Regions from separate parts of the Mus musculus genome. Here all the other regions are linked to region 3. The links are chromatin loops, found by intact Hi-C in ENCODE. Cell type or tissue: heart. All regions are shown on one strand.

Evidence for each region. Hi-C counts contacts between places; a loop is a spot of excess contacts. Peaks named below come from ENCODE experiments on the same cell type or tissue, not always from the same donor. Only the 100,000 strongest peaks of a DNase experiment are listed, where the experiment ranks them.
Region 1: it touches region 3 in a loop (2.1-fold over the local background); 2 of 42 quality-filtered maps call a loop at or near these places.
Region 2: it touches region 3 in a loop (6-fold over the local background); 7 of 42 quality-filtered maps call a loop at or near these places.
Region 4: it touches region 3 in a loop (5-fold over the local background); 21 of 42 quality-filtered maps call a loop at or near these places.
Region 5: a loop joins it to region 3, with 2.7 times the contacts of the local background. A loop is called at or near these places in 2 of 42 quality-filtered maps.
Region 6: a loop joins it to region 3, with 7 times the contacts of the local background. A loop is called at or near these places in 20 of 42 quality-filtered maps.

The regions. Positions count from the first base shown.
Region 1 is chr9:21,239,689-21,243,688 of GRCm38, reverse strand. S1pr5 (sphingosine-1-phosphate receptor 5) reads left to right here. Exons shown (of 3, transcript NM_053190.2): 3 at 1-772. Among named protein-coding and RNA genes, the nearest start is that of Keap1, 2.4 kb to the right of the region's middle. In heart, a CTCF peak has its summit at 2,144; DNase peaks (open chromatin) are centred at 2,148 and 3,291; H3K4me3 peaks cover 433 bases; H3K27ac peaks cover 276 bases; H3K27me3 peaks cover 1,486 bases.
Region 2 is chr9:21,222,814-21,226,813 of GRCm38, reverse strand. No RefSeq gene overlaps it. Among named protein-coding and RNA genes, the nearest start is that of Keap1, 15 kb to the left of the region's middle. In heart, a CTCF peak has its summit at 2,085 (motif pointing right); a DNase peak (open chromatin) is centred at 1,473; H3K4me3 peaks cover 1,178 bases; H3K27ac peaks cover 1,267 bases.
Region 3 is chr9:21,408,175-21,412,174 of GRCm38, reverse strand. Qtrt1 (queuine tRNA-ribosyltransferase catalytic subunit 1) reads right to left here and starts at 338. Exons shown (of 10, transcript NM_021888.2): 1 at 78-338. The coding sequence starts at 320. It overlaps Gm16853 (predicted gene, 16853), which reads left to right and starts at 455. Exons shown (of 5, transcript NR_045742.1): 1 at 455-728; 2 at 3,613-3,854. In heart, a CTCF peak has its summit at 2,074 (motif pointing right); DNase peaks (open chromatin) are centred at 374 and 2,094; H3K4me3 peaks cover 808 bases; H3K27ac peaks cover 395 bases.
Region 4 is chr9:21,467,631-21,471,630 of GRCm38, reverse strand. It overlaps Dnm2 (dynamin 2), which reads right to left. Exons shown (of 21, transcript NM_001253893.1): 4 at 3,896-4,000; 5 at 190-288. Among named protein-coding and RNA genes, the nearest start is that of Gm46104, 3.9 kb to the right of the region's middle. In heart, a CTCF peak has its summit at 2,377 (motif pointing right); a DNase peak (open chromatin) is centred at 2,380.
Region 5 is chr9:21,150,973-21,154,972 of GRCm38, reverse strand. It overlaps Gm35977 (a long non-coding RNA gene), which reads right to left. Exons shown (of 4, transcript XR_870568.3): 2 at 2,107-2,240; 3 at 1,302-1,496. Among named protein-coding and RNA genes, the nearest start is that of Gm39301, 2.7 kb to the left of the region's middle. In heart, a CTCF peak has its summit at 2,022; DNase peaks (open chromatin) are centred at 932, 1,412 and 2,122; H3K4me3 peaks cover 1,972 bases; H3K27ac peaks cover 2,120 bases.
Region 6 is chr9:21,311,175-21,315,174 of GRCm38, reverse strand. It overlaps Ap1m2 (adaptor protein complex AP-1, mu 2 subunit), which reads left to right and starts at 2,842. Exons shown (of 11, transcript NM_009678.2): 1 at 2,842-2,968. The coding sequence starts at 2,927. In heart, a CTCF peak has its summit at 1,708 (motif pointing left); a DNase peak (open chromatin) is centred at 1,664; H3K4me3 peaks cover 779 bases; H3K27ac peaks cover 496 bases; H3K27me3 peaks cover 1,850 bases.

The sequences.
Region 1 (4,000 bases), 170 kb after region 3:
TCCATATGGCTGCAGCAGAAATTGAGGAGCAGGAGATGAAAGGGCAGGTTGTGGGGAAGTCTTGTTGGTTCTGAGGAAGTCCTTAGGTTTGGCTCTGAGTGAAGTGGGAGCCATAGAGAATTCTAAACAAAGGAGGGACTCTCCTGGATTCAGACCTCCACAGGTACCCTGTGACTACCAAAGTTCAAGGGGAATGGCTAAAAGATGAAGGGATAAAGGAGAGCGGGGCTCCAAGAATGCTCAGAACCAGGTGATGTCTAGATAAGAGTGTGCTAAGGGCTGGCAGGAGTAGTGGCTGGCTACAGAGGAAACAGAGCTGTGGACAAAGGTAAGCCTAGGTCTGGAAATTTGGCTCTGGAGACTGTCAGATATCAGCTGCCAAACTTCCAGAGTGTGGACAGGTTCTTCATACAAATTACAACCACAATAAAAACAATTCAAGGAGTTGTCCTTACTGGGATCTTTCAGAATCTATTCATTCATCTATTGATTTTTTTTTTTAATTTTCCCCCAGAAAGTTGTAACTATCCTCTTTAAAAGTGTTTATTTATTGGGGTTGGAGAGATGGCTCAGCAGTTAAGAACACTTGTTACCCTTGCAGGGGACCTGTGTTCCATTCCCAGCACCCAAGTGGTGATTCTGGCAACTTCAGTTCCAAGGTTATCTGATGCCCTCATCTGACCTCTGAGGGCACCAGGCATGCACATGGTACAAAGATTGAATGCAGGCAAAACTCTCATACAAACAAGCTAAATAAATCTTTTAAAATGTTTAAAATTGTTTATTTATTCATTGTTTATTTTGAGAGAGACACTCACTATGCAGCCTCAGATGGCCTGGAACTCACTAGGTAAACCAGGCTGGCCTGGAACTTCTGAGTGCTAATTTGGGCTGCGCAGGGTGGGGTGGGGGTGGGGGTGGTCCTGGATATGCCTTTACTTTACAGCAACATCATTTCAGGCCAGCCTGGGCTACATAGTGAGACTGTGTCTTTTTGTTTTTTGTTTTTGTTTTTGTTTTTCGAGACAGGGTTTCTCTGTGTAGCCCTGGCTGTCCTGGAACTCACTCTGTAGACCAGGCTGGCCTCGAACTCAGAAATCCGCCTGCCTCTGCCTCCCGAGTGCTGGGATTAAAGGCATGCGCCACCATGCCCAGCTTGAGACTGTGTCTTAAAAGCCTTTATCTACTTATGTATTTTGTGCCTGTGTATATGTACGGGTACCCATTGGGCACAGCAGGAGTGCAGGCGGAGGTCAAAGGACAGCTTTCCTCAGTCGGTTTTTTCCTTCCAGCACAGGGATCCTAAGGATCCAACTCAGGCTGTCATTCTTGCCAGCAAACACCTTTATCCCCCGAATATCCTTTGCCCTACCATCTCACCCCCACCCCTGTTTGCTTTGCTTTGCTTTCTCACTAATTATGACAAACATCTACCGATTCCCTACGGTGAGAAGCTCTTTTAGACTGTTCATCAGCCTTCCCCAACCAGATTCAGAACAGCATCACCTGACTCGCCCATCCTGCAAATAGTGCCCCCTCATGCCTGCTCCCTGCTCCTACCCGCTTCCCCCCATACCCCCCACAGACAGCATAGGTTTAAACTGTTCATTAAACTTGTATGTCAACTTCGGCCATGTTCATCTGGTTCATATTCATGCGAGGTCCTTGACACCAATGACAAGGTTGCTCTGTGCCGTGGACAGGTTCCTGGACTCAGATGGTTCTGCACGTCGAGGCTGCTCCTGTGCACTCCAGGTTCAGCATGAGCACACACCCCGCAGCCCCCACACTGAGACAACGCTTCTTGTACCCAGACTGACTTTAAATATACTACGAAGCCAAAAAAACGACTTTATACTTGTGAATTTTGTTTCCTGTGAGCAAAGGTGTGCTCTGCCACACGTGGCTTATGCTGTGTGGCGACAAAACCCAGTCCCAGCCCTCAACCTCCATTTGGTAGATGAAGAAACTAACAGATTTCCCTTGCCCCAGGGTCTTAGTACGGCTTTACCCTTGGGACCCCCATGCAGGAGGGGCTTGCCTGGTATTCGCTGCTCTTAGTCTAAGATTCCCTTGAAGTCTCTGGGTGTGGGCGCCACCTTGCAGTAGCTCTGAGAATTGCCTGGGTTCTGCTTTTAGCCGCTGGTTAAGGAACAGCGCGTCCCTTGAGGTAATTCTGGGAACTGCAAGCAGAGTGAAAGCAGGTGGTGAAGGGGATGCGCTCAGGTTGGGATTGCGGGCCAACTTGCATAAAATGAATTTTTTCCCCAGAAGTTCGCGAAAAGCTAGCAGGGGTGAGGGGTGGGGATACAGTCCGGCTGGCTCCCAGAGACCCTCCCTCAGATCTCATATCTTTCCTGGTGTGTTGGCTTGGTGGTTTAACAGTAGGGAACTTAGAGATTCTGATATTAAATTTAAAAAGTACTCAGTTCCCTATTTAAATACCAAATTTAAAAAGCACTGTTGGGATTTGTAGAGACCTTCCAGACATATTCTGTGGGAAAATGACCTGAGATGGGTTTTTTGGTTGTTGTTTTTTGCCATTTTGATTTTGGAAGAGGGTCTCACTATGTAAGGCAGGCTGTACCACTTTGTAGCCAAGGACGTCCTTCACTTTTCTGATCCTTCTCCTCCAGCTTCCTGGGTGCTGGCATTACAAGTGTGTCCCAATTTCAGCTGTCCTGCATTTTTGTTGTTGTTTTGTTTAAATTATTAAGTTAATAGAACAAAGTAAGGTTTTACCATGCAGTCCAGGCTGGCCTGGAACTTGCTATGAGCCCTGGCTTGTCTCAAATTCACAGAGATCCACCTGTCTCTGCTTCTTCTAAAATTAAGGGTATACGACACCATGCCTGGCTTTCCTTGCCTCCCTGACCCCAGACAGAGTCTCACTGTGTAGTCTGGGCTGTTCTCAAACATTCAACCCTCTGCTTCAGACTCCCGTGGTAAATTTCTTTTGAAACTATCCTTTTCTTTGATATTTATTCATTTGTTTTCTGATATAAGGTCTTGCTAGGTCGAGCAGGCTTACTGTGAACTGGAGGTAATCCTCCTGCTTCAGTGCCCTGGTGGCTGGGATTACAGATGTGTCCCCTCAATATTCTTATTTTTAGATTTATTTCCTTTTATGTACACGAGTACTTTGCTTGCCTGTATGTCTGCGCACCACCTACCTGCATGGTGCCCACAGAGGTCAGAAGACAGCATGGGGTCCCCTTGAACTGGAGCTATGGATGGCTGTGAGGCATCGTGGCAGTGGACTCCAGGTCCTCTGCAAAAGCAACACGTGTTCTAAACCACCTTTCCTGGTTTTCCGAGACAGGGTTTCTCTGTGTAGCCTGGCTGTCCTGGAACTCACTGGGTAGACCAGGCTGGCCTCTGCCTCCCAAGTGCTGGGATTAAAGGCGTGCGCCACCACGCCTGGCTTAACTTTATGTTTCAAAGTTAATTTATGTGTGTATGTGGAGGTTATCGGACAACAACCTGAAGGAGGAAGCTTTCTACTACTATGTGAGTACCAGAGGTGGAACTTAGGTGGCCAGAATTGGCCAGACGCTCCTTTACCCACTGAGCCATCTTGATAGTTCAAGAAAATAACTTTCTCTCATAAATGCCATATGCAGCAAATAAGTATCTCTTACCATTAAAAATATATAAAGATGTTACGAGAAATACAAAGAGGCAGCTCTGGGCATTCCAACACTCCAACACCCTCAGATGAATGCCATACCTCTCCTCATGAAAACATGAACACACAGAGAGGAGAGTGTGTCTCTGGAGCACTCGAGCTGCACTTTGCAGGCTCCACATAGGGGAAGAGAATCAGTTTCTGCCAGCCGTCCCCGACCTCAACACAAGCACACACACAAATTAATGTACACAAAGCCCAGAGTGATATCCCAGCCTTTAACCACAGCACACGAAGGAGGCAGAGGCAGAGGCAGGAAGGTTTCTGTGTGTTCAAGGCCAGCCAGGGCTATGTAATGAGGCCTGTCTCAAA
Region 2 (4,000 bases), 190 kb after region 3:
GTGAATGTCAGAGCTCGGGCTCAGATGCAATTCCTCCCTGGGAACTGTCTAGCGTGCTTTCTGAGATATGATCTACTAGGGCCTGGAGCTGACTGATCAGGCTGGAGGGTCTGGCCAGGGCCTCAGGGCCTCCTACCTATTTCCCTCAACTAGGATTATGACTGTACAGCTGTTTTTTCTTTTTCCAGACAGGGTTTCTCTGTGTAGTCCAGGCTGTCCTGGAACTCACTCTGTAGACTGGCCTTGAACTCACAGAGATCCACCTGCCTCTGCCTCCCAAGTGCTGGGGTTTAAGGATATAAAGGATATGTCACCACCACTGCCACCACCCAACGGAAAGCATATTTCTCATTTAATTTGATTTTAATTTTTTAAAGATTTATTTATTTATTATGTGTAAGTACACTGTAGCTGTCTTTAGACACACCAGAAGAGGGCGTCAGATCTCATTACAGATGGTTGTGAGCCACCATGTGGTTGCTGGGATTTGAACTCAGGACCTTTGGAAGAGCAGCCAGTGTTCTTAACTGCTGAGCCATCTCTCTAGCCCCTGATTTTATTAAGTTAAAGAGAAAGAGAGAGAGAGAGAGAGAGAGAGAGAGAGAGAGAGAGAGAGAGAACAACTAACTTGAAGGAGTCAGCTGGGAATCGATCAACTCAGGCTTAGTGGGTATCCTTACCTGCTGAGCCATTTTGCCAGCCCAAGATCTTGTCTTTAAGCAAAACAACAACAAAAAACAAAAACCAAATCCTCACAGTGGTCCGGGGAGATGGCCCAGTGGATAAAACACTTACCGCACAGGAGCACTATCTCAGATTGGATCCATTCGCCCAGCTCTCCCTACTGGCTGAGTCTTGGAGACCCTGCCTGGGGAAAATAGGGTGGAAAGCCATGAAGTCAGGATGTCAAGTTGAGGGCTCACAAAAGCACCCAAACACACTTGCAAGCATCTACGTATATCTGCATGTATACATAGATGTGCAAAACCCAAAAACCTAGTTTGAGTAATGCGGCGATGGTGCACACCTTTAAACCTTTAATGACAGCACAAAGGAGGCAGAGGCTCGTGAGTCTCTGAGTTGGAGGCCAGCATGGTTGACAGAGTGAATTTCAGGACAGCCAGGGCTAAGCAGAGAAATCCTGTCTTAACCCCCCCCCCCCCAACTTAGTCCCACTGCAGGAAAGAATTGCAATCAGGCAGGGCAGTGGGAGAGCCCTATGCAAAGCCCCAGTCTCAACCCCAGCATGGCCATAAATCAATAAATTCACCAGCCAACGCGGGAGGGGCAGGTGGACGGGGGTCAAACTGAAACCTCAAAGATCATGAGGTTGGTACCTCTTAGATCAACAGGCTTGGCTAGAGACAGGCGTGCATCGGGGAATCCTAGGCAAAATGCGAAAGGCTTCGGCTGTCATCCAAGGGCGAGGTTGTGGTGATTCAGGTTCAGCGCGTGTGGGTAGGCACGTACTGCAGAAGGCTAGAAGAGAGCTGATTGGAGGAGTGAAGCCAGTGATAGATGATTAACAAGTTCCGACTTTCTCGTCGACTCTCCCTCTTCCTTTCCCTCTATCCCCCCGTCCCCCATCACTATTCTGGTGCTAAAATCCAAAGTCTTGTAGGTGCTGGGTAAGCACACTGCCCAGCCAGCCACTGCCACAAGCCCTCTGGGGACGAGGCGGGGCGGGGCGGGGCGGACGAGGCGGGCGGGGTTTCCAGGCAGGGACTCTATTACTGAGTTATCCTACCCCTTCATATCCTCACTGGGGAATTCTTGCAAAGCAGGGGGTTCGACTACAGGTGGCTGAGAGCCACCCAACGTGAGTGCCTCGCATCACTTCAACTTTTTTTTTTTTTTTTTGAGACAGGGTCTTTGGCCTAGAATTCACTACACAGAACCTCAAACTCAGAGATCCACTTGCATCTATCTCCCAAGCCCCGGGGTAAAAGGCTGCGCCACTGCGACCTGCTGTCATTCATGCTTTTATTTATTATATGTATATGAGTACACTGTAGTTGTCTTTAAAAAAAAATTATTTCATGTATTTGAGTACACTGTCCTCTGAAGACCCACCAGAAGAGGGCATCAGATCCCATTATAGATGGTTGGGAGCCACCATGTGGTTGCTGGGAATTGAACACAGGACCTCTGGAAGAACAGCCAGTGCTCTTAACCGCTGAGCCATCTCTCCAGCCCAAAGATTTATTTTATGTCATTCGTGCTTTTAAGGACGGCATTCTGATGGGGTCTGCTCAGCGAAAGCTTATTCAGTAACAAAGCAGCAAATTCAGGTGTCTGTGCTCACTTGCCGATGCCACGCTGTCTACGAGGCAAGTCTATGGTCACACTGGGGGGTGGGGGTTGTGCTGAGGGAAGCAAAGGGTTGTAGTTACAGCAGGTATGTGAGCTCAATGCTATCGAAGAGGACCCAGGTGTGGTTCCCACCACCCGTGCCAGGCAGCAAAAGGGAAGCCAAAAAAATCAACGAGAAAGGGGAAAATCAACTTCCTATAGAGCGGGAAGCTCGGCCCAGAACTACAGTCACAATGGAGGACCACACACACATCCCCTCCCTGACTAAGCATCCAAAATGGCTGTGAAGTCTGTGTGGTAGGCACAGTCAGCCGCCAATCTTCTGGCTCTGATGTCATCTTCAACGCAGTCCTAAGAAACAGCAAATCAGAGCTAGCCAGGTTTACAAACGTCAACTGAGAGGCAGGGCTTGCCGGGATCTGAAACCTAACAAGGTCATGGTTCTCCTGTATATTCAATGCTGCTGGGATGTTCTCTGATACCTTGAACAAAACCAGTTTGGGGAGGAAAAAGCCTGTTTCAGCTTACATTTACAGTTCCATCAGTGAGGGAAGTTAGGGCAGGGACTCAAGGCAGGAGCTCCAAGCAGAGACCATCAAGGAGAGCAGCTTCCTGGTTCAGTTCCCAGCCTCTGCTCAGCCCAGGATTTGCTACCTAGGATGGTACTACCCACAGAGAGTGCTCTTACACCAATTAGCAGTCAAGAAAATTCTTCACAGGGCATGGTGGCACACACCTTTAATCCCAGCACTCAGTAGGCAGAGGCCAAGGGCTCTCTGTGAATTAGAGGCTAGTGTTCCATGACAGCCTCTGATAAGCCTGGGCTGTCAACTTGGCAGCTGAAGCTAACTAGGAGGTCATTTAAAAAAAAAAGTTTGGGCTGGTGAGATGGCTCAGTGGGTAAGAGCACCCGACTGCTCTTCTGAAGGTCCAAAGTTCAAATCCCAGCAACCACATGGTGGCTCACAACCACCCGTAATGAGATCTGATGACCTCTTCTGGGCTGTCTGAAGACAGCTACAGTGTACTTACATATAATAAATAAATAAATCTTTAAAAAAAAAAAAAAAAAAGTTTATGGGCTGGAGAGATGGCTCAGCGGTTAAGAGCACTGACTGTTCTTCCAGAGGTCCTGAGTTCAATTCCCAGCAACCACATGGTGACTCACAACCATCTGTAATGAGATCTGATGCCCTCTTCTGGTGTATCTGAAGATAGCAACAGTGTTCCCACGTACATGAAATAAATAAATAAATCTTTAAAAAAAAAGTTTATATATGGGCTGAAGAGATGGCTAAGGTTAAGAGCACTTGTTGATTTTCCAGAGCACCTGGGTTCAATACGCAGCACCCACGTGGCAGCTCACAACCCTCTGTAGTTCTGGGGGATCGGAAGCCCTCTGCTGACCTCCAAGGTTGCTGTCAAAATCTCCATATACATAAAGCTAAAAAAAAAAAAACTTAAAAAAATTTAAAAAAATCTCTTTCTCTCTCTCTCTCTCTCTCTCTCTCTCTCTCTCTCACACACACACACACACACACACACACACACAGGCGTGGTGGCACAGGCCTTTAATCCCAGCACTCGGGAGACAGAGGCAGGCAGATTTCTGAGTCTGAGGCCAGCCTGGTCTACAAAGTGAGTTCCAGGACAGCCAGGGATACACAGAGAAACCCTGTCTCGAAAA
Region 3 (4,000 bases):
CCGGCACTGTGGGCCTTACTCAACAGACTTTTCCAAAGACCCCCTCGCCACCCACCCCCCAGATCGAATCCACACACCGGCCTCAGCCCCAGATGGTAGGTGTTGCCCAAGCAGATGCGGCAGCCCAGGGAGTCCAGCTGCTCCGTGGTGATACCCTTCATGGTGGCCTGTGTACCCACAGGCATGAACACAGGGGTGGCTACCGTTCCATGCGGCAGCCGCAGCTCACCCGCCCGAGCTCCGGAGCGACTGCACTCAGCGACCAGCCGCATTATTCGTGGAGCGGACTCAAGCGAACCTGGGCTGCCTACCGCCGCCATTTTCAGTCCCGGAACCACGTGGCCTGAGACCACAGAGGACAGCGCCGAGGTGCCCCGAATCACGTGATCTGAGAGCTATAGGGAACCATAGCAACTGACGCCACACCCTCCACACGCTTGGGTGCTCTACTTCCAGATCCCATAGCTGTCACCGTTCTAAGGCCCAGTGCCATGGCTTACCGAGTGAAGATACACAGCGCCAAGCCCGATGACCTGTCTCTGGGATCTACAAGACAGCCATTCAAATTCGCATGGGCGTACATACAATAAATGTATTTTAAACACTCCAAGACATGTTTTTCTGCTGTATAAAATACAACAGCCGGATATGATAACTCATCAGGAATCTCAAGATTTCAGAGGCTGAGGAAAAAGGATTATGTGCAGTTGGAGATCGACACCGGCACAGTGAGTTTCCTGCCAGCTTGGGCTACAGAGAGATCTCATCTCACAAAAAGGGAGGGGAAAAAAAGATGGAGCCAAGCCTGTTATTGTACTCCTTTGATACAAGGAAAGGTAGAGGCAGGTGGATCTCTGTGAGCCTATATAGCAAGCTCCAGGAAAGTTAGGGCTATATTGTGAACTACCTCAAAAAACAAGCAATAAAAAAGGCACTGTAGGGCACTACTGCAATCCCAGCACTTGGGAGGCAGAGGCAGGCAGATTTCTGAGTTCCAGGACAGCCAGGGTTACATAGAGAAGCCCTGTTTCAAAAAGCAACAACAACAAAAAACCCTAGCCAGACAAACAAAAAAACCTGATGGCTCAGCAGTTAAGAGCACCGACCGCTCTTCCAGAGGAACTGGATTCAATTCCCAGCACCCACATGGCAGCTCACAACTGTCTGTAATGCCGAAATCTGACATACATGCAGGCAAAACATCAATGCACATAAAATTATTTTTTAAAAAAAATCAGGGCTGGAGAGATGGCTCAGCGGTTAAGAGTACTGACTGCTCTTCCAGAGGTCCTGAGTTCAATTCCCAGCGACCACATGGTGGCTCACAATCATCTGTAATTGGATCCAATGCCTTCTTCTGAAACAGTGGCAGTATACTCAAATACAAAAAAAATCAAAAGCCGGGCGTGGTGGCGCACGCCTTTAATCCCAGCACTCAGGAGGCAGAGGCAGGCGGATTTCTGAGTTCGAGGCCAGCCTGGTCTACAAAGTGAGTTCCAGGACAGCCAGAGCTACACAGAGAAACCCTGTCTCAAAAAACAAAAAAACAAAACAAAAAAAAATCAAAATAGGGGCTAATGAGCACGTACCCAGAGGACATGGTACTCCTAGCACACACAGCCCCCTGTAACTCCATTTCCAGTGGATCTGATGTCCTCCTCTGACCAGGCAGGTAAGATGGTAGCACACCCACATTCAGGCAAAATACTTAAATACACAAAATAAATCTTTTAAACAAAAACAACCCAACTTTCTCCCTGGCATGCACAAGGCTCTGGGTTGAGTCCTCTGCACACATACTCACATAGCATACTCTTCATACATGTAGTCACTAACAATAGTCTGTCATTCTGTGTTCATTTACTAAGGACCTAGCATGTAGTCAGGCGCTCAGTCATTTTTTTGTCAAAGGATTCCTATCATTACAAAAAGAAATCTAATGCCCAGAAACTTGACCCTATTACTTTATTCAATGAGGGAGGTGTGTGTGTGTGTACAGTCACGTGTTCCCACTGCCCTGACCAGAGATTTAATAAAGATAGCCAAGTGATTTTCTGTCAATATAAACCGTATCTGCCACCTCTGCCGGCAGAGGGCACCATTGTCCCACAATATTCCCAGTGAGCTGCTATGCAGAACCTGCTATGATGGGCAGAGGTACTGGGTAGAATCTGAGTCTCTTGCAGTGAAAAAGAGTAAATGAATACCAATTACCAGAAGTTATAGGGCTGACTGAGCTTAGTCAGAATGCCTCAAGACACCGAGGCTGAGGAATAGTCAAGGCCCTTGTGCTTGTGTGAGCAGAGGCCAAGGGATGGTTAATAACCTGCTGTTGCTCTCCACCTTAATCCCCAGGCAGTGTCTCACTGAACCTGAAAGCAGCTTGGCAGTCAACCAGCCCCAGCGATCCTCATCTCTACGACCACTTCTCCATACACACAGTGCTGGTGTTCCAGGTCACAGCCCTGCTTTAGAGTGCTTACATTTATGCGTGTGGGTGTAACTGTCAGCGTAGATATACCCACACACTTGCCACAGCATCCTTGTGGAGGTCAGAGTACAACTTCCAGGAGTCTGTGCTCTCTGGTCCCAGGAAACCAAATCCAGGCTGTCATCTTTATGCATTTACTCAGCTCCCTAGACCTATGCCAGCTATTTAAGAATTTTATGTGTTTTGCCTACATGAACATATATGTACTGAAAGCATCCTGGAACTGGAGTTACAATTGTGAGCTCTCATGCAGATTTCTGGGACTAGAACTACTGAGATATCTCTCCGGTCCTGTATTGGTTATTTTTTGAGACAAGCTCTCACATAGTTCATGCTGACCTCACATTTACTACGCAGTAGCTGGTGTTGATCCTCTTGCTTTTTGGTCAAGGCAGGTTTTCTTTGTAGTCAGTCCAATCTGTCCAGGAATTTGCTCTGTAGACCAGGCAGGCCTCAAAGTCAAGAGATCCACCTGTCTCTGCCTACAAACTGCTGGGATTAAAAGCGTGCCAACCTGCCTCCACCTTTAAGTGCTAGCTCATAGTACTACCATAGTAGCTGGCAACTTTTTGGGTTGAGGCAGGATTTTACTCTGTAGATGATGCTGTCCTGGAATGATGCAGTCCAGGCTGTCCACTCACAGCAATCTCCACGCTTCAAAATTTTAGGTATAATCTTCTACAGCCAGCTTCGACATCCAACTTTTCCTGTTGTTCTCAAGACAAGGTTTCACTGTGTAGCCCTGGCTGTCCTAGGAGTCACTCTGTAGACCAGGCTGGCTTTTGCCTTGAACGCACAGAGATCCACCCGCCATCGTTGGGTTTATTGACAGGGTCTTAACATGTAACCCACCTGCCTCTGCCTCCTGGGTGCTGGCATTAAAGGCGTGTGGCCCCATACCCAGCACCCTATGTATGCTATTGAATTATCCGACAGACTAGGCTGGCTTGCCAGTAAACACAAAGGATCTATCTCTGCCTCCCAGTCCCAGGGTCAAAGAGGAAGCTCATTGCCATGGTCTGACATGTGCTAGGGGGCTCTGGTTTTATGTACCGACCTTTCCACCCCTTGAGTAGCCTTCCCTGGGTCTAGACTTTTTTTCCTTTTCTTTCTCCCTTTAGTGTTTTGTAGCCTATTCTGACCTCAAGAATCTTATACTCAAGTGAACTCACTAACCTCCAGTGGTTCGGAAACAAGGACTGAGCCTGGAGACACAGGCTGCACGAACCAAAGGAAAGTACCAGGGCACTTGAGCAGTGAACTCCAAGAGTGGCTGGTGGGACTAAAGGAAAGGATGGAAGACAAATGTCACTGCAAGCAGCTGTGCGACGCTGGATTGGAGAATGTAGGCTTTGCCATTGGGGTAAATATGCATGGGAGTAGTAGTAGCAGTTTAATGTCCTCAATGGGAGGAGAGCAGGGACCATCCTGAGCCCTCCCCTGCAATTAACAGCATTGGGAACTCCGCTTCAGCACAAGGGACAGCGGCACTATCGTTGCCAGGAGATT
Region 4 (4,000 bases), 59 kb before region 3:
CCTGGAATTCCTGACCCCAACCCCACCTCCAGAGTGCTGGGATTACAGCAAGTACCGAGCACGAGTGTGGCTGCATACCTGCTTCTTAGTGTTCCAGAAAACAGCTGTAATGTAGAAACACTGTGTCCAGAGGAGAACCACAAAAGATACACCCCTGATCTGTGGCCCACCCCAGCCCTGTGTACATACCTCTTCTCAAGGGCAGTAGCTTGTTTTCCAGGACATCCCTGGCGTCTGTGCCTTCATCCATCAAGTCTAGCTTGGTGATGACACCGATGGTCCGTAGGCCTGAAAGAGTCCAGAGGTCAGAAGGGATCATGATCAAGGGCCCTTGGGGCCCTCTACAGTCCAAGAGACAGGGACAAGCCATGGTATCTTTTGCCTGGACAACTGTTGGCAGAGTATAAAATGACAGTTACTGCTCTAGTGACAGAACACTGGTAAGCGCATAACAAGACCCCAGCAGAACCAATGAACATCACGGAAACTAGAATCCCCCCTGCCCATTCTCAACATCACATTTGAACCTGAGCAACCTGGCCCAATTACTACTCCAAGGACCAGCCCATCAAAGTTCTCCCCAAGTCAACCAGAGTTAGCACATCCCACAGCAAAGCCACACCACCAAATAAATCCACTGTGCTTCTCAGCCTCCCTTGCTCCCGGATCCCTAGTTTGGGGTCCTGACCACGGTTCACCCGAGCAGTTTATAAGCTGAGCTTCCAAGCCAGGGTAGAAGCCCATGTACTCCATGGACTTGCCTTAGCATTCAGAAACCCTAGGTCGACCCTGTGCCAGGTGAGGTGCGGAGCACTTGCCAAGGAGCCTGGGCTCTTTCCTAAACATCTGGTTACACTGAGCCTGCAAGGTGTGCACCCGTGACCTCAGCCCTCGGGAGGTAGACTCAGGAGGATCACAAGTTTAAGGTCATCTCCCACTAAACAGAGTTTGAAGCCAATCTGGACCACAGAAGATCCTGCCTAACTAACAAGAACCACCTGATACATAAGGAACCCAGGCACCGGCTTGGACACACCTGTGAATGTGTTGCCTGTATGTTCCATGTGTGCAAGACACACAGAGGCTAATGGAGGCCCACAGAAGACTGGGATCAACTTGGCCATCACAGGTGACTACCTTAGCTGGCACTATTGTGAAGTGGGTACACCTATAAGAATTCATAGTTGATAGGGAAGAGGCCACACTATGGAGAGAAATGAGTGGAGAGGGGCCTGAGCCATGGTTGCCCAGGAAGCCAGCTGCTGAGAAGAGAGACAGTGAGGGTGAGGAGAGGGTAACTGTACAATGGGGCCTGCCCACAGAGTAACACACTATCACTATAATATAAAGTAGGGCAAGGCATGGTGGCTTGCTGTAATCTTAATATTTGGGAGGGGGAGGCAGGTAGAATCTGATACTGAGACTGCCTTGGTCTACACAGTGAAGTACAGGTAAGCCAGGGCTACATTCTGAAACCATGATTGAAAAATAAACAAAGAAAAGTTGCAATCAACAAAAGCAATGACCACAGAGGCACAGACAGAAATAAGGAGAGACTGTCCTCTTAAAAAATAAGTTTACGTGTAAGAAAAACTTTGAAAGGAACTGTGGCCAGCGCTATCTACATGGAAAAAGGGAGCTTTGCAGGCTCCTGATTTTTCCATGGTAACTTTTCTGTAAAAACCATGAGTATTTTCAAAGGCAAAAAAAAAAAAAAAAAAAAAAAAAAAAAAAAAAAAAAAAAAAAGAAAAGAAAAAAGAAAAAAAGAAAAGAAAAATGTGCTCACAAATGGTGACCGCCTGCACTGCCCTGCTAATGTTTGCCATGGCCACGCCCACTGTGTGTGGACAGCGGACAGCACGGCTGGATGGGCTAAGAAGCTCCTGACGAGGGCACACAGCCCTACCTGCAGCTCATTCTGCGGCCTCACAGGCCTCCTCTGCTCAAAACCCCACCCGGACTCTCCCAGGGTGTGTGCGCCCTTCTCTACTTTTCCAGGTTTTATTTCTTCTTGTTTTTTGAGAGAGGTTCTCCTGTAGCCCAGGCTGGCCTCTCAGTGTAGCAGATGATGAAATCTTGATCCCCCTGCCTTCACCTCTAGTGTGCGGCACCACACCAGCGTCACAGAGTGCTGGGATCCTGCCTGCTTGACAGGCACACACCAACAGAGCTACTCCAGGCCCAGACGTTCTCATCTCACCAGATACAACTGCACAATGCAGACAGATGTGCCTGGAATTATAACTGTGTCCTGGGAGGGCTCTGCTAAAGACTGGGTCTTATTGATTTATATATGCCATTAGGTCAACTAAGTTATGTGTGTGTGTATGAGTGTTTGGTGTGCATGTATATTTGTGTACCATGTTGTACCTGCAGAGGCCAGAAGAGGGCATCAGATCCCAGGAATTGAAACCACAGATTGTTGTGGGCATCGTATGGGTGCGGGGACCGAACCCATGTTCTCTGCAAGAACAGTTAAGTGCCAGCCGGGCGTGGTGGCACATGCCTTTAATCCCAGCACTCGGGAGGCAGAGGCAGGCGGATTTCTGAGTTCGAGGCCAGCCTGGTCTACAAAGTGAGCTCCAGGACAGCCAGGGCTATACAGAGAAACCCTGTCTCGAAAAACCAAAAAAATAAAAAGAACAGTTAAGTGCCATCCACCAAGCCCTTTCTAGACAGGGTTTCACTGTGAAGCCCTGGCTAGACTTGAACTCAAGGGGATCCACCTGCCACTGCCTATCAAGTTCTGGGATTAAAGGCGTGTGCTACCATGTCCAGCAGAAAGTACTCTTAACAGATTCTCAGATCAAACCCAGATAATCATTCATTCTGGGCACCTCTGATCAAACCCAGATAATCATTCAAGCTGGGCACCTCTGAACGGACAACCCCTCACTGGGGTTAAATCTGCAGACTAAAATGTGGGTCTTAAATGTCTCTCAAAGGCCCGTGTGCTAAGCTGTCTGTAGAGGAGAGCCACTGAGAGGTGGTGAAGTGAGGTCTCCTTGAAGCTTGTAGGTCGCTGGGGTCACTTGAAGCATCACACTTAAAGGGATCCCTTGTCTTTTTCTTCTTTTTTTTGTTTTGTTTTGTTTTGTTTTTTCGAGACAGGGTTTCTCTGTGTAGCCCTGGCTGTCCTGGAACTCACTTTGTAGACCAGGCTGGCCTCAAATTCAGAAATCCACCTGCCTCTGCCTCCCTTGACCTTTTCTTATTCCATGTTGCTCCCCACGTGCACAGGAAAGTGTTATCTGCTCACAGGCCCAGCAGCAACAAACCACCAATCACAAGAGGACACTCTGAAACCAGGAGCCTAACTAACCCTGTATGCTCTTTAAAAGACAGTGACTCTCCAGGGCCTAGCAAACACAGAAGTGGATGCTCACAGTCAGCTAATGGATGGATCACAGGGCTCCCAAGGGAGGAGCTAGAGAAAGTACCCAAGGAGCTAAAGGGAACTGCAACCCTACAGGTGGAACAACAATATGAACTAACCAGTACCCCGGAGCTCTTGACTCTAGCTGCATATGTATCAGAAGATGGCCTAGTCGGCCATCATTGGAAAGAGAGGCCCATTGGACACGCAAACTTTATATGCCTCAGTGCAGGGGAACGCCAGGGCCAAAACGTGGGAGTGGGTGGGGAGGGTAGTGGGGGGGAGGGTATGGGGGACTTTTGGGATAGCATTGGAAATGTAAATGAGGAAAATACCTAATTAAAAAAAAAAGGAAAAAAAAGAAAAAAAAAAAGACGGTGGCTCTGTCACAGTGTTGGTTATAGTGATGTGGTTACAGGGAATGCTGAATCTCAGGAGGCTTCTAACACAACTGTGACAGAAAGCACCTCAGGGAGGGGACCCAGCACTACTGGCTGCTGCCCAGTGCGGGCGGTTACCTTGGGGGTCCACCTCCTTGGCCAGCTTGAGGGCGTCTGAGTTGGCCAAGTCCATGTTGGCAGGTGTGACGGCAAGAATGAGGCTGCTCTCGCGGCTGATGAACT
Region 5 (4,000 bases), 260 kb after region 3:
ATAAGAATGATGATTCAAATCCTATGTAAGAGAGCAGCAAGGCAGGGTGGCTAGCACCTGTCTTCCTAGCACTTGGAGAGAGAGGCAGGAGGGTCAGGGGTCTAAGGTCAGCCTAGGGAACTTGAGACCCTGTCTCAAAAACAAAAACAGCCAGGTAGAATAACTAATTGGTTCATGATAACCCTTTTTCCTGTTGTCTAATTATCTGAATCAAGTCTGAATTTTAATTTCCTTTCACTTAATCAGGATTTTTTTTTCTTTAAAGACAGGGTCTCACTGTGTCCCTGACTATCCCAGAACTCATCCTGTTGCCAAGGCTTACCTGGAACTCACAACAGTCTGCCTCTGCCTCTAGAGTGCTGGGATTAAATGTGAGGGTTACCATCCCAGGAAAGACGTTGGTTTTTGAGACTGGATCTCCTGAAGCCTAGGCTGGCCTCAAACCCCATTGTCAGCCTGGAGCTCCCAGTCTTCCTTGCTGCCTCTATCTCCCAACTGCTGGGATGTCAGTCAGCCAACACCTCCATGCTGGCAGAATTTTCCTCATAATGGTCTAGTTTATATACAAAGACTTGTTTATAGATGGATCTTGCTCCCTGGCCGAGCAGGAACAGGGACCTAAGTGTGTCTCCTTTGCTGCAACTATGGTCTGGCCAAAGTGGCTGGTGTTTACAGTAGGTAGTTAGGGACAGGAATGAAATAAACAAAGAAATTTTGGAGCAAAGGCATGCTTGGCTCCTGTCCTGCCTTACTCTCAGCCTCTAAATAGCTGAAGAAATAGAAGCGCAGGAGCACACAACAAATGGCTGGGATCTCTGAAATCTCACTGCAGCTAAGTGATGTTTGCAGTGAGGATTCCCGCCTCCAGCCTTAGCCCAGCCCCCAAACAGTTCCTATTTCCCCTACCAGCATTCCAAAGAAATGAGACACAAGCTTTCTGCTCTGGGGGGAAGGTGGGCCACCAGGGATTCAAGAAAGGGAAACATCTCTAAGTAACTCGGGTTTGAGTGTCTTTCCCAGTCCCCAGGGGCTGGACACAGCTGGTAATGCTTGGTGATGTCACCGGAGGTCCCCGTTCCCAGCTATTAGGCAGGTCCAGTGTCAGGAACCTAGTTGGAAACACACCCACACAGAGCACAGAACGAGGTGATGTGGAGACCCTACAGGAACGTACCAGCCAAGAGTGGAGTGGATTATTGCTTTCTTGGAGAGTTAGAGGAAATCCATGATCTAGATGTCCTACCTTCCGGGAGTCAGCGCCCCCACCCACTTCCCTATACAGCTGACAATCCACAACTTACCTTGCTAGGAAAAGGGGCTGGAGAGAAGAGCCCCGCCCTCTCTGGCCTGGGGTCAGGACAGTGGGAGGGGACGGGTGTCCAGACCCTTTGTTTGCTGCTAGGTGTGGGTATATGGGAGACCCTCCAGATGTATGTCGGTCATGCGCGTGCCCAGGCTGGGATAGACTGCTCCTGCTGCTGTGGTGAATTGCCAAGCTGGAGGAAGAGGTGGGGAAGAGAAAGGGGACTCGCCAGCTCTTCCCACCCACTCAGGAGTTTGAGCGCGAGGGGGAGGGGCCACAGCGGGTAAGGGTTTTTATGCCCACCAACCCTGCGGTTCCATGGACAGGAAACACCCCCAAATCTGCAGATCTTTATTCGTTTCAGAAAGCCCCCTCTCCAACAGCTCCGGAAAAGTTGGGGAGGGACCCTTCCCAAGCCAAAAGGCTAGCACTCCTCTCCTTCCACCTGACACCATCGCAAAATACATCCCTTAATCTGGGATATTCCTGGTTCCAGGATGCATCGTGAGTTTCTAAATCCTGTTCAAAGCATTGAAAAGGATGTGCGACCCTGAGTACCTCAAACTAAGATAAAATGGACTCCTTCAAGCCCCAGCCGAAATACAGAGGTTAAGGGGAGCTGGAAGAGGCTGTGGACAACTCCATAAAGTGAAGACCAGAAAAGACCTGTCCAGTGCCTTCGGGGGTCCCCCTAGGGGTAGGGCTGTCAACACTGTCGCTGCTTAAACCTTAGCGACACCCAGAGGCGGAGAAAGGAGACATTTTTAGGTGAGGGATTCTGGAGGGCTGCAGGAACTGCTTACACGAGTGGGAGTGGCGCGCGTGGTGGTGGTGGTGGAGTATGAAGACTGTGTTAATCACCATCTGCTTCTGATCCCCACACAAGGCGAAGTCTGTAGCATCCGGCATGTACCAACCCTGACTGAAATATTGCTTTCTGTCCCAGAGCAGGGTTAAGTCAGAGGGCGCTCCGCTTGCAGCAACACCAAGACTAAAGACATGAGTTTAATACCTGGGATCGCCATTGGGGAAGAAGACAACTGACTCCCGGAAGTTGTTTTCTGACTTCAACATGTGCATTCTAGAACTCACCATCTTCCCCATAAATAAATCAATCTAATATTTCTTTCTTTCTCTGGCTATCCTGGTACCCACGAGGTAGACAAGCTGGCTGCCTCCACCTCCCGAGTGTGCCACCACCACCAATGAATGAATGTAATTTCTTAAGTACTGGAGCTGATGAGATGGCTCAGTGGGTAAAGATGCTGGCTACCAAAGCTGGACGACTAAAATTTGATTCACAGGGCCCACAAGGTAAAGAAGAGAACTAACTCTAGTAAATTATCTTAAGACCTTCACATTGTGCACCCTGCCTGGTGTGCGTGCCTAACACAAACACACACACACACACACACACACACACACACACACACCGAACGCACGCTCAGACTTTTTCTTTTTTTGTTTTCTTTTTTTTTTTTGTTGTTTTTTGTTTTGTTTTCTTTTTTTCCCACGGGACAGGGTTTCTCTGTATAGCCCTTGCTGTCCTGGAACTCACTCTGTAGACCAGGCCGGCCTTGAACTCAGAAATCCGCCTGCCTCCGCCTCGCAAGTGCAGGGGTTAAAGGCGTGCGCCACCACTGCCCGGCCAGACTTTTCCTTTAAAGGCCTGAGCTGGGGAGACGGTTTAGTGCCACCAAGCCTGATGAACTGAATTTGATCAGTGGGATTCACATGGTGGAACAAAACTGACTCCAGAAAGTTGTTTTGATGTTCACATGTGTACAAACACATACAAAATTAATAAAATGTCATTTTAAAAACCTCCTTATTTAGCTGAACATGGTGGTGCACACCTTTAATACTAGCACTTGAGAGGCAGAAGCAGGCGGATCTCTGAGTTTGAGGCCAGCCTGGTCTACAAAGCAAGTCCAGGACAGCTGGTTACACTAAGAATCCCTCTCTGGGGGTAGGGTGTTGGGGAGAACAGAAAAAAAACCCTGACTTATTTATTTTATGTGTATTGTGTCTGCATATATGTCGGTGTGAGTATCAACCCTTCTGGAGCTGCAGTTACAGACAAATGTGAGTTGCTATATGGGTGCTGGGAATTGAACCTGGGTCCTTTGAAAGAGCAGCCAGTGCTCTTAACTACTGAGTGGTCGCTTCAGCCCCTAAGATGTAATTTAAAATTTTATTTATTTACTTATTTATTTAGCCAGGTGGTCCTGCTATATGCCTTTAGTCCCAGCATTTAATCTTCAGAGGCAGAGGCAGTCAGAGCTCTGAGTTCTAGGCTATTCTGGTCTATAGAGTGAGTTCCAGGACAGCCAAGGCTACACAGAGTAATTCTGTCTCAAAACAAACAAACAAACAAACAAACAAATAAATATTTTTTAAAATTTAAGGGCAGATCTGGTGTAGTGGGGCACACCTTTAGCCCCAGCACTGGGGAGAAGAGGTAGAAAGATCTGTTAGTTTGAAGTCAGCCTGGTCTACATAGTGAATTCCAAGACAGCCAGAGCTGTCTTATATACAGTGAGACTCTGGTGGGGGTGGGGGTGGGGTGGGAATTAAGGGCAAACATGATTAAAAAAAACAAATTGTATATTAATGTTTTGTCTGCAAGTATATCTGTCCACCACATGCATGCCTGGTGTAGTCAAAGGCCAAATGGGGACATAATATATATATCCT
Region 6 (4,000 bases), 97 kb after region 3:
AGTGCTAGGGTTAAAAGCTTGTGTTACCAGCCTGGCTTCTCTGGCTCTCTCCACACCTTGTATTTTGAGATGTGTGTGTGAGCTCAAGCATGTGTTTGTGTGTGTGTAAATGTGTGTGTGTATGTATGTATGTATGTATGTATGTATGTATATCACAGTGTCCTTGCAAGCAGGGAAGCCCCTGGAATCTGCCTATCCCACTCCCAGCAGAGGTGAGGCGAGCCCAGGCTGCCTGTGTCTGCTGATGATAAGGAAGGACTCCTCTCCTGGAGCCTATGAGCTGGAGCCAGCTAAAAGCTGAGGGGTTGAGCCCAGCTGGTAGATCATGGGTCTAGCATGCAAGAGTGTCTGGGTTCTAGCCCCAGCACCACGTAAACTGGGCACGATCGAGCATTCCTGTGATCCCCGCAGCACTGAGGCAGGAGGATAATGATTTCCAGGCTGTCTGGGACTATATTATAGCATTAATAACAAAACCAGACAAACAAAACTGTTGGACAATTTTACCCTCTTGGAGCCAAACTTCAGGCTCCCCATCTTGCCAATGGAAGATAACAGCAGCTCGCTGGTTCCCTCAAAGGGTTATCCAGAAAATGAGGGCTTGGCTTAGCCGGTAGAGCGCTTGCCTAGCATACACAAAGCCCTGGGTTCCCTCCCGATCACTGATCACTGCACCACATCAATGGACTGTGGTAGGGTATGCATGTCACCCTGTCCCTTAGAAGGTACAGAGGTGCTCAGGAGTTCAAGGTGATCCTTGGTTAAATATGAAGGCCTGGAATAGATGGTTGTGGTTGCTGGGATTTGAACTCGGGACCTTCGGAAGAGCAGTCGGTGCTCTTAACCACTGAGCTATCTCGCCAGCCCCCTAGATGGGTCTTTAAAAAAGGGTGTAGGGAAGGTATTTATGGCGAGCCTGAAGATAGTGCTGCAACTGGGGAGGGTTAGGCAGAAGACTTGGCAATTTAAGGTGAAAAATAAAAAAGCTGGGCGGTGGTGGCACAAGCCTTTAATCCCAGCACTTGGGAGGCAGAGGCAGGCAGATTTCTGAGTTCCAGTCCAGCCTGGTCTACAAAGTGAGTTCTAGGACAGCCAGGGCTATACAGAGAAACCCTGTCTTGAAAAAAAAGAAAAAAAGAGGGCTGGTGAGATGGCTCAGTGGGTAAGAGCACCCGACTGCTCTTCCGAAGGTTCGGAGTTTAAATCCCAGCAACCACATGGTGGCTCACAACCATCTGTAAAAAGATCTGACTCCCTCTTCTGGATTGTCTGAAGACAGCTACAGTGTACTTACATATAATAAATAAATGAATCTTTAAAAAGATTTAAAAGGAAAAAAAAGAGAAAAAAGGGGGAATTTAAGGTTAGCCTGTGCTATACATGAGGCCCCAGACAAAAACATTAAGGGCTGGGAATGTAATCAGGGGCACAGGGCTTGCCTGTCACCAGCAAAGGTGGGCGTTCCACCCCCTAGGACTGTCAAAACAACCAGAATAAGAGAATTGTGGCCTGATAACCCGGCTGTGTGGCCCTGAGACTGTCTGTGCTCTGCTTCCTCCCAGGTGGTGGCTGATAAGCTCTTCACACAGGCCCTCTGCTTTAGGACAATTGCCTTGGGAGATCCTCATAGCTGCATCTGGACTCCCGGCCTGTTAAAGGTCAGAGCCCGCACCGATGCCCAAACGGGCTTTGTCGCCCCCTGGCGGCTGCACAGGAAACGTTTCTTCCACAGCGGAGCGTCATGTAGATGGCTAGGCTAAGGTTTAGAGTGGGTTTTTTTCCCCATCACCTTCCGCAAAACGGTATCCCAGCAATGGGGAAGCAGAATGATCTTGAGTTTAAGGGTAGCCTGGGATATTAAAAAAAAAAGAATGAAATTAGAAAACGGAAAACAAAGTCAGACATGTTGGTTCGTGACTAATCACAGAACTTGTAAGGCTGAGGCCAGTCTGGACCACACAATGAGCTCCAGGCCATCCGGGCTATCTCAACCTTTCTTCTAGATTTTTTTTTTTTTTTTTTTTTTTTATGGTTTTTCGAGACAGGGTTTCTCTGTATAGCCCTGGCTGTCCTGGAACTCACTCTGTAGACCAGGCTGGCCTCGAACTCAGAAATTCGCCTGCCTCTGCCTCCCGAGTGCTGGGATTAAAGGCGTGCGCCACCGCCCGGCTTCTTCTAGAATTAATAACACAAAACAAATAAACAACACGAGCGAAGCATGGTGGCGCCTTTAATCCCAGCACTCGAGAGGAAGACGCAGGTGGACTCGAGGCCAGCTATGGCTACACAGAGAACTCTGTTTTGAAAAAAATATATACAACTAGCAGCAACAGCAATACTAATAATAACAACAGAAACAACGAAACAATTAAAATGTTTAGTGTGAGAAGGATTAACACTACTGAACATCTAGTGGTGGGCACCGGGTCACACATAGAAAAAGGGCCAAGTCCTGTTGAAACTGGTATGTGTGGGTGAGAGAACAAGTTACATAGACACACGAACAGGCTGATGCCCTGGTGGGTGGATGGATGCTTGATTGGGTGGATACGTGTATGTATGGGTGGGTTAATGTAGATGTGAATGTGTATACGTATGTGGAAGGGGGTGATGGATGGATGTGTGGGTGGGTGGGTGAGTGGAAGCGGAGCGTGAATGGATACATGGGTAGGCGGATGCGAGGATCGATGGAGAACTTGAGACAGGACAGCAGTCGCGGCTCCTGGACCAGCCTTGGCATTTGCCGCCGACCGTGCCTCTCACCTGGCGGCCTCCCCTTTAAGACGCATTCACCTGGCGGCCTCCCCTTTAAGACGCGCTCACCTGGCGGCTCACCTGGGCGAAGGCGCTTCCGCAGGAAGAAGGAAGCCGCAGCGCTGCCGCCTCTGCAGCTCGCTCTCGCCTCCTAGCTTCACGGACTGCCACCATGTCGGCCTCGGCAGTCTTCATTCTGGACGTCAAGGGCAAGGTGAGGCAGAGGGCGAGGGATCGAGGTACTCCGGGCGAGTCCGCGGGCCTAGGGCTCAGGACCAGGAGCCGGGAACCCGTCCTCTCCAGCCGTCTGTGGCAAGGGGCTTCACCTCTCTTAGAGTCATTTTCCGTGTTTGTAAAATGAGATGCCCACCATCTGAGCGCCCTGAACCAGTGAGCACAGTCCTTCTGCAACCCTGGGGCTCAAAAATGCGCCAAGTGTAACTCTCTGGCTATCCTAGCAAGCTTCTCCAGTGTCGATCAGAGCGGTAGAGATGAAAACAAGAGCCCTGTAATGCAATGACAGCCTGGTCATGTGCCTCAGTGGGCAGCTGGCTGGCCTAGCACACAGACCTAGGTAATGGTCCCAGCGCACTGCATAAGCAGCCATAATTCCAGCACTTGGAAGGTGGAGGCAGAAGGATCAGGAAATCAAGGGAGTTTGAATCGGGCCTGAGCTATGTGTGAGTGACACCCTCACTGTCTCAAAAACAAAACAGGCTCAACAAGCCCAGGCACCGGCTGCCTAAGCCTGGCGACCTGAGTTTAAGTCTCAAACCCAAGTGAAAGGGAATGGAGACCACACACACACAGACACCACACAGACACACACACATACAGACACACACACACACACACACACACACACACACACCAGGCATCAGCATGCTCCCTCACACACTATGCACACAGAAAATAATAGTGCCTGTGAAAAGAAGCTAGCAATAACGACAAGGGGGTCAGGTGTCCTACCATGCACCTGTCATCCTAGCTACTCTGGAAGCCGAGTCAGAGGGATGACCTGAGCTCAGGAGGGCAAGGCCAGCCTGGGCTACAATAGCAAGACAAAACAAAGAAATAGAATAACCTTGAACAAGAACAGCTTAGGAAGGGAGGTTCAGCTCCACTTCTCTGCTTTTTGTGGACATAGTTTAAAACCTCAACTCCTTCAGCCTGGAAAGTGGAGACAAAGACACCTGCCTCAAGGCTGAGAGGTGACAGGCACTGAAACTCCTCAGCAAAGATTCTT